Linked DNA regions of Homo sapiens: region 2 is linked to region 1. The links are chromatin loops, found by intact Hi-C in ENCODE. Cell type or tissue: sigmoid colon. All regions are shown on one strand. Each heading gives the region's core, and the rest is flanking DNA. Links, peaks and the distances in the headings are about the cores only.

Region 1 (8,997 bases), core at 510-8,509:
TGTGACCAGAGAATCTTTCCACCAAGTATGAGGATAGTATGGAGACACTTTTGGATATGGAGGCTCAAAAACTGTCTATACAGACACATATATACATACATACTCTAAAAATTACTTCAACATTTTATAGTTGAATAAAAAAGATTCAATATTGAGAGTTCAAAAATATGGAAAAGTTAAAAAATGGAGACCAATAGAAACAGTTTTTAAAAAGGAATGAGTTTAAATAAATACTGTTAGAATATTTATTAAAAGTAATAAAAATATTACAATTATTCTTGGAAAATAGGTTGCTTATGTTATGAAATTCAATAATAACATTTTTGGATATAAAAATCCCAGGATATAGTACAAAAGGTTGAAAGGAAAGATGCATGTACAAAGCCAACCAAAACATCTAGACATAAAGGATTAAATAATTAGTTTTGATAAATTCAGGTGATAGAACTGTATAGAATCATTTTTAAAGTGTGATTTAGGGGAATATTTCAAATCATCATTAATGCTCAGAATAGATCCCTTAGTAAAAATGGCAGTCACCAAGAAACATAATATAAATCTAAGCATAACATAACCTATACCATAACATAAAATATAACTTCCCATTTTCAGAAAATGTAAAAATATATACATTATTATTATATTCACAGAAACAAGACCAGAAGAGATTCCCCAAAGTATTCACAGTTATCCTCGTAAGTCTTTATAATCTTTCTGCATTTTCCAAGTCTTCTATAATGATTCTGCTCTACTCCTTTTAGACAACTAACAAGCAAAGCATGAGTCCCATGGCCATGCCCACAGATCATACTAGACACACAAGTCCCCAGGCCAAGGTTTAGCAGCTTGGAGCCTGCTTTTTCTTCTCTTTTTGGTACATCTTTTCTTCTCCTTTAGAACATTGAAATAAAAAGTCCAACATATGCACTTTGTACTCAGTAGCAACTCTACTCTTGCCAAGATAGTGGTCTTGTGATGGCCTAAGTGGGGAAAGAGAGAATGGGGATGAAGGGTACTAGATAGGCGATGTACTCAAACTGGGCTTTGGAAAGCATTTTGAAATTGTCGATCATGGTGTTGTGGAAGGACTGATGTACAAGAAATCCAAGCAAGGGTGTAGTCTAAACTATGAGAGCAGCGTAGACCCTTCCAAGTCTTCGTGTCTATCCCTAAAGCAGAGATAATATGGTCCTCACCTGACTGGTGGAGATGTGTAAGGCCGTTAAGGATGTAGCAGGCATGTAGTGGAACCCTCTGCATACTTCAGGCTTCCAGACCTGGAGGCTGTCAGGCTTACTACCTGGCATGAGGGCTGCCAGCCCCACCTCCCTCTACCTGTCTCTTCCTGGACCCACCACTTTCACTCCCACCTCCCTGCTCTCCTCTCCCTCAGTTGCTAAGATGAGCTCGTTTCACTTTCTTCCTTCCAAAGGCAGTTGCAAACTTTATAGTCCCATTGTTTGAAATTATTGAAGATGCTAATGTTTGATGTGGAAGTTTAAGCCTGTCAGGAAATTTCACTTTCAAAGTCCTTCAGTCGGTTCAAAAATTCCTCACATGCGATGTCCTCTTGATGGTGTTTCCAAACCCCTTGGAGCCTATCTGGAGTGAAATGGTCCACACTGAAGCCCTTCTGGGGGATATGACAGAACCCTAAAGATTGTCAGCACTGTCCGTTTTTAACCATGGTCTGACATGCGCATACTGTCTTAGGAGTAATTGTTAGTTCTGAACTCACCAGTGAGCATTGCAGAGCTAAATAATCCAGAGGTCTCCTGCAAAAGTAAATATAATAGAGAGTGCTACACCCTGTGCTTGTGACGAATGCCAAGGCTTGGCAGACCAGGCCTCTGCTGGGCTCTGGACTCAGGGCTCCGGCCTCCAACAGCCAGAAATCCCACCAACACCAAGGAGACTGTACCCAGAAAAGGTCACCCAGAAATCCCATCACTTTTGGACCATGGCAGAATATTTGCCTCTCCAGAGGTTGAAACAAAGTATGAGTCACTTCCAAAATTATTTTATAAAAGTTAAAATGTTTCCTTTAAAAAGAAAAATCCTATCAGAATGCAGATTGGGGTTTGCCAGGGTCTGTGGGGGTTGAGGAATAGGGAAAAACTGCTTAATGCATAAGGGGTTTTGCTGTGCAGCAATGGGAATGTTTTAGAACCAGGTAGAGGGGGTGGCTGTGCAGCTTTGTGACTGTACTCCCTGCCACTGAATGGCAAAAATTGTTAGTTTTATTTCATGTGAATTTCACCTCAATAAATTACTGTAAAAATCATTTCAAATGATTTTTCTCCCCTCTGGCTGGCAAGGCTCATTATCTTTGGGTGAGGGTGGTGGCACTTATGGTGTATAGTACAGCAGACAAAGCACAAAATTGGCACCAGCCTGACTGGTATGTGCACTGGATGACCTGGGGCAAGTTGTTTACTTATGCTGTGTGGTCAAATGAGGCCAGTGATCTAGCTGTTTATTAAATAATCTGTACATTTTTCTAATGAACAAAGCAATACTGGTATATTATAAAACAGCGATCCTCAACCTTTTTTGGCACCAGGGACAGGTTTTGTGGAAGACAATTTTTCCACAGACCGGGGAAGGGGGATGGTTTCAGGATGATTCAGGTGCATTACATTAATTGTGCACTTTCTATTATTATTACATTGTAATATATCATGAAATAATTATACAACTCACCATAATGTGGATTCAGTGGGAGCCCTGAGCTTTTTTTTTTTTTTTTTTTTTTTTTTTGCAACTAGATGGTCCCATCTGGGAGTGATGGGAGACAGTGACAGGTCATCAGGCATTAGATTCTTGTAAGGAGTACACACCTAGATCCTTCACATGCGCAGTTCACAGTAGGGTTTGTGCTCCTACGAGAAGCTAATGCTGCGGCTGATCTGACAGGAGGTAGAGCTCAGGTGAGAATGTGAGTGATGGGAAGTAGCTGTAAATACAGATGAAGCTTTGCTCGCTTACCCAATACTCACTTCCTGCCGTGAGGCCCGGTGAGGCCTGGTTCCTAACAGGCCACAGACAGGTACCAGTGCCAGTCCATGGCCCAGGGATTGGGGACCCCTGTTATAAATTTTATATAAAATAAGAAAATAAAAATCATCCAAAACTTCACTACTCAAAGGTGACATTTTGTATTTTGTTTTCTAGCTGTCTAACCCTTTTCATACCCATGTATATTTTTAAGTATTTTTGATCTCCATGCTTTTCTTAGCCAGTCCTTTGTTCTTGGACTCTGCCTGTCCCGGGCCATGTCAGCAGGAAGCTTGCAGACACCTCCCTCCTTCACGCTTAGGGAGCATTTCCTGGGGTGGGAGTGGGAATTGGAAAGATGTTTGAATCACCCACCATTGGGATTTGCTCTTTTAAATCTTTAAGTTTCTGTTCCTTCCTTTGTCTTCAGAGTTTTTATTAAAACAATGCCAGTTTTCCATCTCCTCTGTGGCATCTGTTTATTCTCTTTGACTTTCAGAAAGCTGAACATATGACTCATTTCTGTGTGCGTGTGTGTGCGTCTTTGTGAAGCAACGCAGAGTAAAAGGGAAGTGAAGTCGGGAATAATTATTTGAACCTGATTCTTCTGTGAATGTTTCAATGAGAAATAAATCTTGTTTCCCCTCACAGGAATTTGCAAGTTTGCTACAAGCCAAACAGAAAGATTGGTCCAGGGCTGTGAATTTGGTCAGAGCCCCTTCCAGTTGGAAGTAGCAACTCTTTGCAGCCCCAGTAACAGGAAGTCCATGTGAGTGTGCTTGGGCCCTACGGGACCTGACTCAGACCCAGGTACCTTTCACACGGCAGGTGCAGAGCAGGTCAGCCCTGTCAGCCGATGGAGTTGGACATTCCCAGGCTCATCTCTCCTTCTAGGACTTACTGTCACCTCTCCAAGCCACTCTTTTCAGCTTGCTGGTGGCCTCCTGACCCTCCTCCCAGCCATTAATATCCATCCATAGCCTCCTGTCACCAAGGGCAGCTGATAGCATCTGACTCACCATAGACAAGTGACTAACTCTCATGTGAAAGGTCGCTTCTCTCCAGCATGAGACAACAGAGTGACTAAAACAACTAGATCTCCAACAGTGGAGCCTAAGGCACCAGTGAAAGCTCAGTGAGGAGGAAGCCACTGTTCTTATCCAGTGAGTGAGGGGGCCGCTAAGTAGACTTTAGGAAGCACAGTGTGGGATGGCCCCTGGATATCTCAGTCTCCTGGAGTCACACTGGAGCCTGCTCTAGGACCTGGACCAAAGCCTCCTTCCCAGGTCTCTTCCCACCCTGCACTACCTCTACCAGTGGATTTTCTACCTGGATTATTAACCACTCAGAGCAAACCCCACAGAGAAGGGAGTCTCCCTCCAGGGGCACTCAGAGGCTCAGTTTGCCTCAGTCGTCTTCATTCATTTGTGGCTCTTCGTAGCTTTCAGTTTACCAAAAAATCAATCAATCAATCAATCAATGAGCAAGTCCACATCATCACTGGCTTCTAAGAGTTTCCTCCAAATCCCAGCGTTACCTTGCCTTCTACAGCAGTGCCCCCTCATCCACAGTTTCACTTTCTGAGGTTTCAGTTACCCACGGTAAACCAAGGTCTGAAAATAGTAAATGGAAAGTGCCAGAGATGGATAGTTCATGTGTTTTCAATGATATGCCATTCTGAGCAGTGTGATGAAATCTCACACCACCTACTCCATCCCCCAGACAGGGATTGTCCCTTCACCCAGCTCATCCACATTCTAGACCCCACTTCACAGGCGTCTCAGTGATCAGATTGTCAAGTGGTCCTTATATTACTTAATAATGGCCCTAAAACACCAGAGTGATGATGCTGGCAACTGTTATAATTATTCTATTTTATTGTTAGTTATTGTTAACCCCTTACCACACCTAATTTATAAATGAAGCTTATTGTAGGTATATATGCATAGGAAAAAGCACAGTACATGTAGGATTTGGTACTATCTGAGGTTTCGGGCATCCACGGGTGTCTACAACTGTACATGGAATGAAAGTTCCGATTCTGAAAAGCAACCTGGAACAAGACAGGCCATCAGCACTTCCTGACTCCAGCCCTCCGTGGGGTGGCGCTCCCCACAAGAAGGGGTCCCCGACACCACCTCGCCAGACGCTGTGCATCTGGGAGGCTTCTAAGCGAAACAGACCCAGGAGCAGCAGCAGTGGAAATGAGGCCCCAAACAATAGCAGCAGGGCTTTGGTAAAGCAGGCTTGGAGCAAGCGGCTCTGATGGGCGCTTTCATAGAGTGGCCGTTTCTCCTCCTAAACCCAGATCTAGGCCTTGGTGTCCAGTCCTCCCCTGCACAGGATGGTCTCACCTGAAAACTCCTAACATAATGACATCTGCATGCCCACGATGGGGCAGCAGCCCCATCACACCTTGGTGAAAAAATTCTCTCTTCAGAGAGTAGAGGGACCATGTCTGGACCCCAGGATGCCTCTTAGTATTTTCATGCCCTGTAGCAAAGGGTGATATAAAATTACAGCAACCAAAGAAGAGGCCGCAGGATCAAAGATCCAGACACTTTATGAATGAATGTCAGGGTCACTATGCTAGGCAAAGGACAGCATGAGCAGAGGTTCTAGCTAAAGCTGGGGAAATACGGAACAAGTCATTGACAAAGGAAGCCAAATATGTCAACTACGGCCTCATGACCAATACAGAAACAAGTAGCTTTGCATATTTTTGCTCCTCTGTGTGTTTTTATTTAGACGTCCTAACCATTTTCTTTTTCTCTCCTACCAGTATTTTTTTTTTTTTTGAGACAGTGTCTGAGTCTGTCACCCAGACTAAAGTGCTATGGCGTGATCCCGGTTCACTGCAACCTCTGCCTCCCAGGCTCAAGCGATTCTCCTGCCTCAACCTCCAGAGTAGCTGGAATTACAGGCGCCCGCCACCATGCCCAGCTAATTTTGTATTTTTAGTAGAGATGGGTTTTCGCCATGTTGGCCAGGCTGGTCTCGAACTCTTGACCTCAGGTGATCCACTCACATCGGCCTCCCAAAGTGCTGGGATTACAGGTGTGAGCCACCGCGCCCGGCCCCACCAGTATATTTTTACATGCAAGTTGATGCAGGTTATTTTTACAATTTGGTCTCTAGGAGCAGAATATGCAGTGGCGCTGCGCCACATCCTTTCCTGGGGTACATGGGGTGGGGAGCTTTTTCTCAGTGTGTTCCTTCCCTAGGGCCCTGCCTTAGCCCTGGAGGCGGTACTTGCTCCCTGCACAGCTGTCCCGTGTGCTCTTTATCCATTAGGAGCTCTTCTCTTTTCCGAGTTAATAATTAGAGTAAATGCTCCCTGGTCAGTTAACGGATGTGATTTTCTCATGACTAGGCCTTCGTCTAATGCAAATGGTATTGTATGAAAGTCTTACTATAAAGGCAAACTTTATAAAAAAAAAAAAAAAAAAAAGTAAACCTCCCCAAATGCAAAAAATATCTACCGAAAAATAGAGAAGGCGCAAATTACAAAGACTGAATAGGGAAAGACAATTTATACAGACAATCTCGTAGAACCGAGGGCACACATTAATCATCTTAATAAATGTCCATTTTCAATCACTCTGCATCCTACAGCCATGCTGGAGACAGGGAAAACGCCAATGTTTCTTCCTTCTTCTTTGCTTTCTGATTCAAAGAGATTTTAGTACACCATGGGATCCTGAATGTGGCCACAGTTGAAAGAAATAATGAGTTGCATAGTTGGATTTCAAAGTGCAAAAATCCTATAAGACAAATATTCCTTTTACGCATTTTACAGATGAAGAAAATGACTTCCCAACATTTACAGCTGGTTAACAGCAGACCAAGAATTTAAAACTAGAACTTCTCTTTTAAATCCAAGTACAAAAGCTTGCCCTTGTACCTCAACCTTCCTTGAGAAGGAGAGTCGCTCGGCACTTTCCGCTCACCAGAAATGGAATCATCTCACAGGTTCTTTTTATTGTAATGAGAATTATCATGATATCAGAAAGAAATGACATTCATAAAATTTTTTTGATTTTGGCGTTTTATTTCTCCATCTTCGAATCCCATTCCTCTAAAGTATAAGCCATATTTGTCTTGCAAATCCTAGCTCTGTAGGAAAAACAAACAGAACAAAACAAAATCTTTGAAACGTGTGTTGCCCTTAAAAACAAACAGCAATCATGGCTGCCTCAGTCATGGAAAGTCTGAATATCTTCACAATGCATAATTCAAACACATCGGAATATGTTTTGTTTTAAAAATTTTCCCCAAAGTTGTCTCCTACTGGTTTATATCTACAACATGTGCATTCGTCTGATTTTTAGCAATAGACGCTCAGTATTACATATGCATCGGAGGAGGAGGATTTGAGGTGAATTAATTAATTTTCTAAGATGTTCCATGTGTTCTTGTTTGCTGAGAATTTCTTTAAGGGGCATATGTGTTGAAAAAACTGTCCACTTTTCTACTCAGTACTTAGCACGACATGACCTACCAGAAGCGGGATGACCACAAAGACCAAGTTATGCTTCCTGGCTTTTAGGAAAAAACCACCTTCGTGGCATTTTGTCGGGATGCTGCATCTGGAAGGTGATCCGAGGGGCAGGCTCCTGACAGTTAGTGGTGCCCTTCCCCTGCACCCCATCCCAGGCAGGGCTGTAAGGACAGACCCATCCAGTTCTAAGCACCAAAGTTGACCAGTCCAGTAAGGAAGACAAGAGCATCCCGTGCATCACTAGAGAGACTCCGGACTCTCAGGAAGACAATGAAAATCTTCTTCCACGTCCTTAGGCTCATGGCTGCAAGCCAACCACAGATGGACAAATGTGCCAGAAATCACAGTGCCTGGGGACATGCAGTTCATGGATAGAATTTTCTGGAAAAGTGGAGCTACCCAGAAAACTTTTTTTTCCAACTTTCTCATTCAAAATATTTTAATTCACTTGTCTGCCTTGATTTGCAAAGGAAGGGATTTATTTTATAATCACATATCTTGAGTGGTCCCAGAGGACTAGGGAAAGAAACATTCCCACAGCACCAAACAGGTAGCTATAGAGATATCTATAGACATTGGACTAAATGTGTCAGAGTTTTCTTTCTTTTAATTATCCTCAAGATAAATTTGATTCCTCATGCTTTTCCTCTTTCTCCTAAAAACAGAATGTACTGACTTTTGGCCTGGCACAGTAGCTCACGCCTGTAATCCCAACACTTTGGAAGGCCGAGGCAGGTGGATCACCTGAGGTCAGGAGTTCGAGACCAGCCTGGCCAACATGGGGCCAAAACCCCGTCTCTACTAAAAATACAAAAAATTAGCCAGGTGTGGTGGCGGGCGCCTGTAATCCCAGCTACTCAGGAGGCTGAGGCAGGAAAATCGCTTGAACCCGGGAGGCAGAGGTGGCAGTGAGCCGAGGTCATGCCATTTCACTCCAGCCTATGCAACAAGAGCTAAACTCCATCTAAAAAAAAAGAAAAGAAAAAAAAAAGTCCTCACTTTTTTCTTCCATTTCATTGAAGGCTTCCAACATTTGAATTCAAAGAGTTTCAAGGTCTCTTGCCTATAAATCGAGTTCTACATGTGGGCTAACATGAATCTTTCTACAAACATTAGATTCAAGGTGGAGATGGACCAAGACTTCTACTTTAATAACAACTGAAGCATTGGGAAAAGTTAATATTCAGAATCCGAGCTGTCCAGAGCTGCCAGGGAAAGTGCTCTGAAGACAAAGAGATGCTTTGTTCTTATTCTCAATAGCACCTCGAAGCTGAGCACATCTCATTCAGACAAACAGAAAATTGAAGAAAATTCACCTCTGAGTGAGATCAAGTATAGAAAATGTGAGCCTCGAAGGGAAGATTTGCCAGAGGCCTCAGGCAAGGAAAAGCAGGGAATCTGAAGGCAGCTGTGAACTGTTGCTAATATGCTCGGAGCTTCTCAAAAGAATGGGAAAGCTGTGCTTCCAGTGGGGACAGAAATGTGGCTTTTCTTGCTTA
Region 2 (8,997 bases), core at 826-8,825, 71 kb before region 1:
TTTCGATACTTTTAGCTGTTGTCCTGTTTTACTAAATGTTTTAGCATTGCTGAGCCAAACCCACACATCTCCATTGTTTAGAATCTGAGCAAGAGAGGCAGAGGCCTAGATTCTTCAGCAGTTCTAGAAACTGGAGAGTTCTCAAAGCTTCAAACAATAACCTACATACTGCAAAACGTGTGAATGTGTACAAACCAATTTGTTAATTAGAATATTGCCTTAGGGTCAGGCATGATGGCCCACTCCTGTAATCCCAGCACTTTGGGAGGCCAAGGCAAGAAGATCGCTTGAGTCCAGGAGTTTGAGATCAGCCTGGGTAATGTAGTGAGACCCCATCTCTACAAGAAATGTAAAAATTAACCAGGTGTGGTGGAGCATGCTTGTAGTCCTGCTACTTGGGAGGCTGAGGCAGGAGAATCGCTTGAGTCTAGGATGTCCAGGCTACAGGGAGCCATGTCATTGCACTCCAGCCTGGGTGACAGAGTGAGACCCTACCTCAAAAACAAAAAAACTATGTTGCCTCAGAATTCACAACTTTTCTGGAAACTGTGAGGCTCTTGGGAAAGTATTTGTGTGCCTGTGTTGGGGGTTTAGATATATGAATTTTTCACATGATGTTGGCGTATGCAGCAATGCAACATTTCAAGGTCTGGAATCCCTTTACTGGTTTAAGAATATTAAAAGTTAACTGAATTTTCTCTAAAATCATCATATCTGATATGTTTACATGAAAAATCATTTTTTCTTGAAATCTAGTAATTTTTAAAAAATAATTAGTTCTGTGCAGAAGCTCTTTAGTTTAATTAGATCCCATTTGTCAATTTTGTCTTTTGTTGCCATTGCTTTTGGTGTTTTGGACATGAAGTCCTTGCCCACGCCTATGTCCTGAATGGTAATGCCTAGGTTTTCTTCTAGGGTTTTTATGGTTTTAGGTTTAACGTTTAAATCTTTAATCCATCTTGAATTGATTTTTGTATAAGGTGTAAGGAAGGGATCCAGTTTCAGCTTTCTACATATGGCTAGCCAGTTTTCCCAGCACCATTTATTAAATAGGGAATCCTTTCCCCATTGCTTGTTTTTCTCAGGTTTGTCAAAGATCAGATAGTTGTAGATATGCGGCATTATTTCTGAGGGCTCTGTTCTGTTCCATTGATCTATATCTCTGTTTTGGTACCAGTACCATGCTGTTTTGGTTACTGTAGCCTTGTAGTATAGTTTGAAGTCAGGTAGTGTGATGCCTCCAGCTTTGTTCTTTTGGCTTAGGATTGACTTGGCAATGCGGGCTCTTTTTTGGTTCCATATGAACTTTAAAGTAGTTTTTTCCAATTCTGTGAAGAAAGTCATTGGTAGCTTGATGGGGATGGCATTCAATCTGTAAATTACCTTGGGCAGTATGGCCATTTTCACGATATTGATTCTTCCTACCCATGAGCATGGAATGTTCTTCCATTTGTTTGTCTCCTCTTTTATTTCCTTGAGCAGTGGTTTGTAGTTCTCCTTGAAGAGGTCCTTCACATCCCTTGTAAGTTGGATTCCTAGGTATTTTATTCTCTTTGAAGCAATTGTGAATGGGAGTTCACCCAAATGAGTATAAATCATGCTGCTATAAAGACACATGCACACGTATGTTTATTGCGGCACTATTCACAATAGCAAAGACTTGGAACCAACCCAAATGTCCAACAATGATAGACTGGATTAAGAAAATGTGGCACATATACACCATGGAATACTATGCAGCCATAAAAAATGATGAGTTCATATCCTTTGTAGGGACATGGATGAAATTGGAAACCATCATTCTCAGTAAACTATCGCAAGAACAAAAAACCAAACACCGCATATTCTCACTCATAGGTGGGAATTGAACAATGAGATCACATGGACACAGGAAGGGGAATATCACACTCTGGGGACTGTGGTGGGGTCGGGGGAGGGGGGAGGGATAGCATTGGGAGATATACCTAATGCTAGATGACACATTAGTGGGTGCAGCGCACCAGCATGGCACATGTATACATATGTAACTAACCTGCACAATGTGCACATGTACCCTAAAACTTAGAGTATAATAAAAAAAAAAAAAGAAAAAGAAAAAAAAATAATAATAATAATTAGTTCTTAGAGTCTCCTTTCGAAAAAAATATTCCTGACCTTCAGGAGTCCACCTGCCCTGCTCTGCCAGCAGAACTGTAAAGAAGCATCATCCTCCCGGGCTCCAGAGGCTCCATGGCCCGTGCCGCTTCTCCTGCTGTGAACCCTGTTCCCGTCCCTCCCCGTGCCCGTCTGTCCTTCCCATCCAGAGCCACCTCTTCCCCTTCCAGGGGCTGATGAGGACATCTGCTCTGACCAATCCCTGAGGGTCCCTGCCCCAGTCACTGTCACCCTCCACTGAAATCACAGCTTGAAATGCTGTTCCCCGCACTGAGGCCTTCCTCCAGGAAGCCGGAGTCACGCCTGCTCTGCCCATCCCTCCTTACCCAGGGCCCAGCTGTGTTGGGCAAGGAGTGGTGTGAAAGAAATGGTAAAGGAGCCCCTGGGGGAAGAAGGGAGGGGGTGGAAGGCAAAAGAGGGGCGGGAGAGGGCTGAGAAAATGCGAAAGGAACAGGACCTTAGAAAGGAACAGGACCTTAGAGAAAATGTGGAAGGAACAGTACCTTAGAAAGGAACAGGACCTTTCTCTTACAGAGTCTCTCTCTGTGTTCCCGAAAGAAGCACTGCTCCTTGATCACGGGGCCTTGGCGGGTAGCTCTCCTGGTCCCGCGGCCCCGCTGCTCTCCTGGACACATTTCTTCCCTTGCAGGGGCTCCTCCATTGGTGCTGCCTCTCACCCCACCCCCAACCCTCAACTCCGTGCTGTTTGCTCACCTGCCCCTCCTCCTCTCCACCTCTCACCACGCCGTCACCACAGAGACCTAGACGACGCATCCGATCAGACAAGCTTGGAAAACCCCCTAGAACTCAGACAGAGTGAAGAAATGAAGACGCCGAGAAGACAGACTGGAGGCGCATGGAATAAGCAAGATAAAGTTCCAGGAGGATAGGATTCGGGCATCGGTGCACAGCGGGTCTCGTCGGGTGGGAATCCATGGTCTGAGATGAGATGCTGGGAAAAGGGCTTCCCAAGCTGAGTAAAGGTCGTAAAGGAGTCACAGGGCACCAGGAAAGATGAATCGAATGCCCCACCTGCATTTATTCTGGTGAAATGTTTGAATGAAGAGGAAAATGTTCATCCATGTTGTCACATATAACAGGATTCTCTTCCTTTTTAAGACTGAACCGTCCCGGTGTACATAAGACATTACGCGAAGGGAAACCGGTCAGCCACAGGACATATTCTACGTGATTCTGATCATATGAGGCACCTCAAGTAGCGAAGCTCTTAGACACAGGAAGCGGAATGGTGGCTGCCAGGAACTGGGGGAGTTCCATGCGGTGGACAATGATATAATGATTTTCCCGTGTGAGAAAAAAGACAACTGCCTGTGCAACCTCAGACTGGTGCCACACTTGTTATTCTTGTTATTGACTTCGCAGCCAGTGATGATCTCAAAACAATGCTGTAATCCTCTCCATTTCTCCTTTACAAACCTTTGTCCTTCCTTACCTCCCTGGGTATGCACACAGCTTACTGTGGCATGCATATCCCCACTGCAATACTCTATTCCCAAATCAGTACCATTTTCTCTTACAGAGTCTCTCTCTGTTGTTTAGGTTGACAGCACACGTCAGAAACATTGAGAAGAGGAACAGACCCAAGCATGAATGAGGTGAGGACCTGATATTTGAAACAAGACAGCCCATCCAATCAGTGAGCAGAGGATGGGCTAAATGACTAACTCCTTGGAGGAAAACAAGGTTGCATTCTCTGCCATAATGGTAGGCAAATTCCAGATTACTTAAGGAGCCAAATTAAAAAAAGAATTCTATATAGGTACTCAAAAAATAAAGAAATATATTAATAATCATGGGGTAGAGAAAATTCCTAAATACACTAACTCCAGAAGGTATAAAAGAAAGGTTTAACAGATTACGCAAAAAAAAAAAAAAAATTAACAGATTTTTAAAATAAAGTTAAAAGACAAGTGACAGCTTTTATGGAAATATTCACAATATATGAAAGAAAAAATGGGTATCTATGATTTATACAAAAGGCTGCAACAATCCAAAGAAAAAAGATAACTCAAAACATTGGCAAAGGATATGAATAAGCATTTTATTAAAGAAAGAAAAAGACAGATGACCAATACATACGTGAAAAGAAGCTAACCTTATTTCTAGTTAAAGAAATGCAGATTTGAACAGCTATTGTATTTACATCTGTTTTTATAAGTGCATGCATACATACATGTACATATGTGTGTATATGTGTATGTGTATGTGTCTACATACCATACACATCTATACATTTGCCTATAACATTAGCAAAATGTATAAATAATGGTAATATTCACTGGTGACCAGAGAGTAGGAAACAAGTGCTCTATCACGTAGGATTGTAGGATTACAGATCAATAAAACCATTTTGGAAATTAACTTGGCAATACCTATTAGCATTTCAAATGTGGAGATACTCTAATCCAATAGTTCCACATTTAGGAATGTACCATAGACAAATAATAAATGAGTGAATAAAGTTGTAGGCATAATGATATTAACTTCAACATGAGTGGCAATAAAAAAGGTTGAAAAGAGGCTGGGGATGGTGGCTCATGCCTGTAATCCCAGCACTTTGGGAGGCCGAGGCAGATGGATCACCTGAGGTTAGGAGTTCAAGAACAGCCTGGCCAGCATGGTGAAACCCCATCTCTACTAAAAATACAAAAATTAGTCGAGCCTGGTGGCGTGTGCCTGTAGTCCCAGCTACTTGGGAGGCTGAAGCAGGAGAATCGCTTGAACCTGGAAGGCAAAGGTTGCCGTGAGTGGAGATTGTGCCACTGCACTCCAGCCTGGGCAACAGAGTAAGACTCTGTCTCAAAAGAGTGAGGCTCCGTCTCAAGAAAAAAAAAAAGGGTTGGAAAAATGCCAAGTGTCCATCATTAGGGAATGGTCACATACATTTTGCTCATATTCAGGAATCCTATGCATTGGGGAATTTCCTTTCTCGTTCCTTGGAGTTTCTGTGTAGACAGAGGTTGCTTCAGGTAACAGTCCCAGCATGTCTCTGCCCTTCTTCAATCCCAGAGAAGGAAGCCTGAGTTCTAGTTGGCAGATTTGGAACAGGACCTGAGCATGCATCTTTTTCCTGGCTCATGGCCAGGCCAGACCCTGAGCTTAGCAATCGAGGCCCCTGCTGCTGGGGCGGGGTCTTCGGGGCGCAGGTCTTCCAGCAACTGCACAGCCTCAGAGCAGTGCCCCCAAAGCACGTTCTTCAGCAGCCCCAGTCTGGAAAGGGGTCAATGCGACCTCTGGCTGCCTCGCTGTTCCTCCACTCTCAGTGGGTTCTGAGTCATAACTCTCAGAAGAAAGAGGCTGGCTCCTACTTCTCGAAATGGGAAGGTATTTATGATGTCCATAATAAATTTTAAAAGCAAGTTAAAGATGATATGTAGAGAATAAATTCTGTTTTTGCTTTACACGTGGGGTGTGTATGTGTGTATGTGTGTGTGTGTGGTGTGTGTGTTTGCGTGTGTGTGTATCTGTGCGTGTGGTGTGTATGTGTGTATATGTGGGTGTGTGTATTTGCATGTGTGGTGTATTTGTGTCTGTGTATATTTGTGTGTATGTGTGTGTGATGTGTGTATATGTGTGCGTGTATTTGTGTGTGTGGTGTATGTGTGTATTTGTGTGTGTGTATTTGTGTGTGGTGTGTGTGTACTTGTGTGTGTGGTGTGTGTATGTGTATTTGTGTGTATGTCCGTGTATTTGTGTGTGGTGTGTGTGTATGTGGGTATTTGTGTGTGTATGGTGCGTGTGTATGTGTGTGTGGTGTGTGTGCGTATTTGTGTATTTTTGTGTGTGTGGTGTGTGTGTGGTGTGTATTTGTGCATGTCTGTGGTATTTGTGTGTGTGGTATTTTTGTGTGTGGTGTGTGTGTATGTGTATGTGGTTGTGTGTGTGGTATGTGTATGTGTGGCGTGTGGTGTGTGTGTGGTGTAGTGTATGTGTACTTGTGTGTGTGTGGTGTATGTGTATTTGTGTGTATGTGCGTGTGTGTATTTGTGTGTGGTGTATATGGGTATTTGTGTGTGTATGGTGTGTATGAGTGTGTATTTGTGTGTGGTGTGTGTGTATTTGCGTGTGTATTTGTGTGCTGTGTGGTGTGTGTGGTATGTGTGTGGTGTGTGTATTTTTGTGTATGTGGTGTGTATTTGTGTGGTGTGTGTGTGGTGTGTGTGGTTTGTGGTGTGTGTGGTTTGTGTGGTGTGTGTGTGCTGTGTATGTGTGTGGTTGTGTGGTGTGTGTGTGCTGTGTGTGTATGTGTGGTGAGTGTGGTGTGTGTATGTGTGGCGTGTGTGTGTGGTGTGTGGTTGTGTGTGTGCATTCACATACAGGTCCATTTACAGATACATGAATTCACATACAGAATACCTCTGGGAGGAGTCTCTTTACGCCAAGTTATTAATAACAGTGGTGGCTGCAGGCAGGAGAGGGGATGTTTGAGATGCAAAGAGGATTTTCATTTTTGTACTTTATTTGCTTCTTGATAATTTAGTAGGATTGTGGATTATTTTTCTATTTAGAGAAAAACTAACTTTAAAACAAAGAGTAAACATCTTACATATAGCAACAAGATTTGAAATCATTGCTTTATGCTCATAGGAAGAGCAAAAATATCCCTATGTTAACAATGCAAGCAACCTACTGCATGGACTTTACATCATCTTATTTGATTTGATTAGAGATGTCAGTCCTTTACTTAGTGAGGCTTATGTCTTAACAGGATTCATTTTCATATCTGGATCTCCAAGCACTTCAGTTAAAGGTGAAGAGCCGCCTTCTCCCAGGTGTTGCAGTAGATCAGGAGCTGCACTGTCAGAAGGGATGGGCACCACGCGGAGACTGTCCACTCCCTGCAGTGCACAGCACGATGAAGACTTACTGAATTGCACCTAAACATATCAACAACCCACTGATAAAGCTTGGACATTTGTCCCCTTCAAACCTCGTGTTGAAATTTCATCGCCAATGTTGGAGGTGAGGTACAATGGGAGGTGTTTGGGTGATGGGTGAGGATCCCTCATGAACGTCCTGGTTGGGTCATGGGTGAGGATCCCTCATGAGCATCTTGGTGCAGTCCTTGAGGCAAGGAGTGAGTTCTCGCTCTGTTAGTTCCATGAGAACTGATTTTGTAGAAGAGCCTGGCACCACTCCCACCCCTTGCTTCCATTCTCACCATGTGCTCTTTGCACATGTCAGCTTCCCTTCACCTTCCACCATGAGCGGAAGCAGCCTGAACCCCAGAATCAGCCTGAATCACCAGATGCAGGTGCCGGCGCCATGCTTCTTGCACAGCCTGCAGAACCAGAAGCCAAATAAACCTCTTTTCTGTATAAATTGCCCAGCTTCAGACATTCCTTTACAACAACACAAGTGGACTAAGATGCCAGTGTATCTTCTTCCAGTTTGCTATGACAGCCCCACTTTGGTGGAGGCACTGGCCAGCTTCTCTCTGGCCCCATCATTTGGGTCTTTTGATTTGCCCACTTCACAGATAGCTCCCTCCCAACCTGAAACAGACTATGGATGGTTGGCACTGCTTGGCTTGTCCTGCCATGTGATCACAATTCTTCATATCTTCCAGAAGTTTCTAAAAAAAAAATATCTGGGCCTTAAAACCACGCACCCTTGTTAGATTTTTTTCATTTGCACATTTTTTTGTCATTTTGATAAGAATGAGGAGAGCAGATAAACTCATAGGATTCATTCTCATTGAAAAAATAAAATTCCAATCAATTTTGGAAATGGAATTCTTACTGAATAAAACAATACCTGTCCTTTCTGTTACAGCCCATCTTGGTGAAGACAGCCTGTCTGTCCACAGGGAGAACCAGGAGAAGCCCAAGTGGTCTTGACTCTGACTCGCTCCAGGCGTCTCCTGTTGATCAATGCCACAGTCCTCCTCCAGGTGCCCTACCTGCAGTTTGGCAGGCTCGATTCTCTCTCTCTGGGATCTCGTATATTCTCCTGACACTGACCTTCACAGGCTCCCACAGTGACTCCTGGCCACCACCGTCTGGCTCTCTGAGCCATCTCCACTGGTCAGAGGCACCCCCCCAGCACCCACCCCAACCCTGTGTTAAATCAAAGACCCCCACAGTGCTCTGTTTCTAACAAAGTTTCTTCTAGGAAAGCACTTCTTAGATTTATAATTTTGTATGTAATATTGTGAAGTCAGGAAGAAAATGTGAAGAGTTCAAGCATCTTTTCTGGATCATCCGAGGAAAACAGTTCAAGATTTCCAATAATAGTAAAAACATCAAACAGATATCTCAGAGGTTTCTATGAACCAGACAATGAAGTAAGTTTATTATCATATAATATCTTATTTGACTCCCAAAACAACTCTGTGATGTAGAGACTGTCATGGGCGAAGCTCGGGAGGCGGTTGCCTGTATGAAGTCTCCCTTAAACTCACCCTTCCATGCTGTTCTATGTGGGCGCAGCCAAGTGCTGCATGACCCTTTCAGTCTAGTGTGATTGTAAGGACTGCATGTTATTTAAGAGTTGCAGTCTCCAGAGGCCCCAGCATTGGCTCACACATACAATAGGTGTCCAATTAACAATTGTTGCATGAATTGTTGCAGAGGTCACCTGTGACCCTTGGGTGGGCAGGGTGCAGAGTGACACTATCAAGAGTTACTGGAGCATCTTATAGGCAAACTCTATCTCCTTTAAAAGTTACATTGATGATAAACATAAAAATTGAGACTGTCAGCTTAATTTTATACATTTAACTTTGCAGATTAAGTTATATTATAATAAAAATGTGCTATAAGTAAGATAGTTGGAGGCCCAAGAGAATGACTATTATTACTGGAGCAATAGTTAATATTT

Evidence for each region. Peaks named below come from ENCODE experiments on the same cell type or tissue, not always from the same donor. Only the 100,000 strongest peaks of a DNase experiment are listed, where the experiment ranks them.
Region 2: a loop joins it to region 1, with 2.1 times the contacts of the local background. A loop is called at or near these places in 4 of 110 quality-filtered maps.

The regions. Positions count from the first base shown.
Region 1 is chr2:238,639,296-238,648,292 of GRCh38, reverse strand. No RefSeq gene overlaps it. Among named protein-coding and RNA genes, the nearest start is that of LINC01937, 76 kb to the left of the region's middle. In sigmoid colon, for the core only: no CTCF peak of the experiment used is centred there; a DNase peak (open chromatin) is centred at 3,537.
Region 2 is chr2:238,710,651-238,719,647 of GRCh38, reverse strand. LOC105373963 (a long non-coding RNA gene) reads left to right here and starts at 3,714. Exons shown (of 3, transcript XR_001739237.1): 1 at 3,714-3,770; 2 at 6,884-7,137; 3 at 7,951-8,148. In sigmoid colon, for the core only: no CTCF peak of the experiment used is centred there; a DNase peak (open chromatin) is centred at 5,337.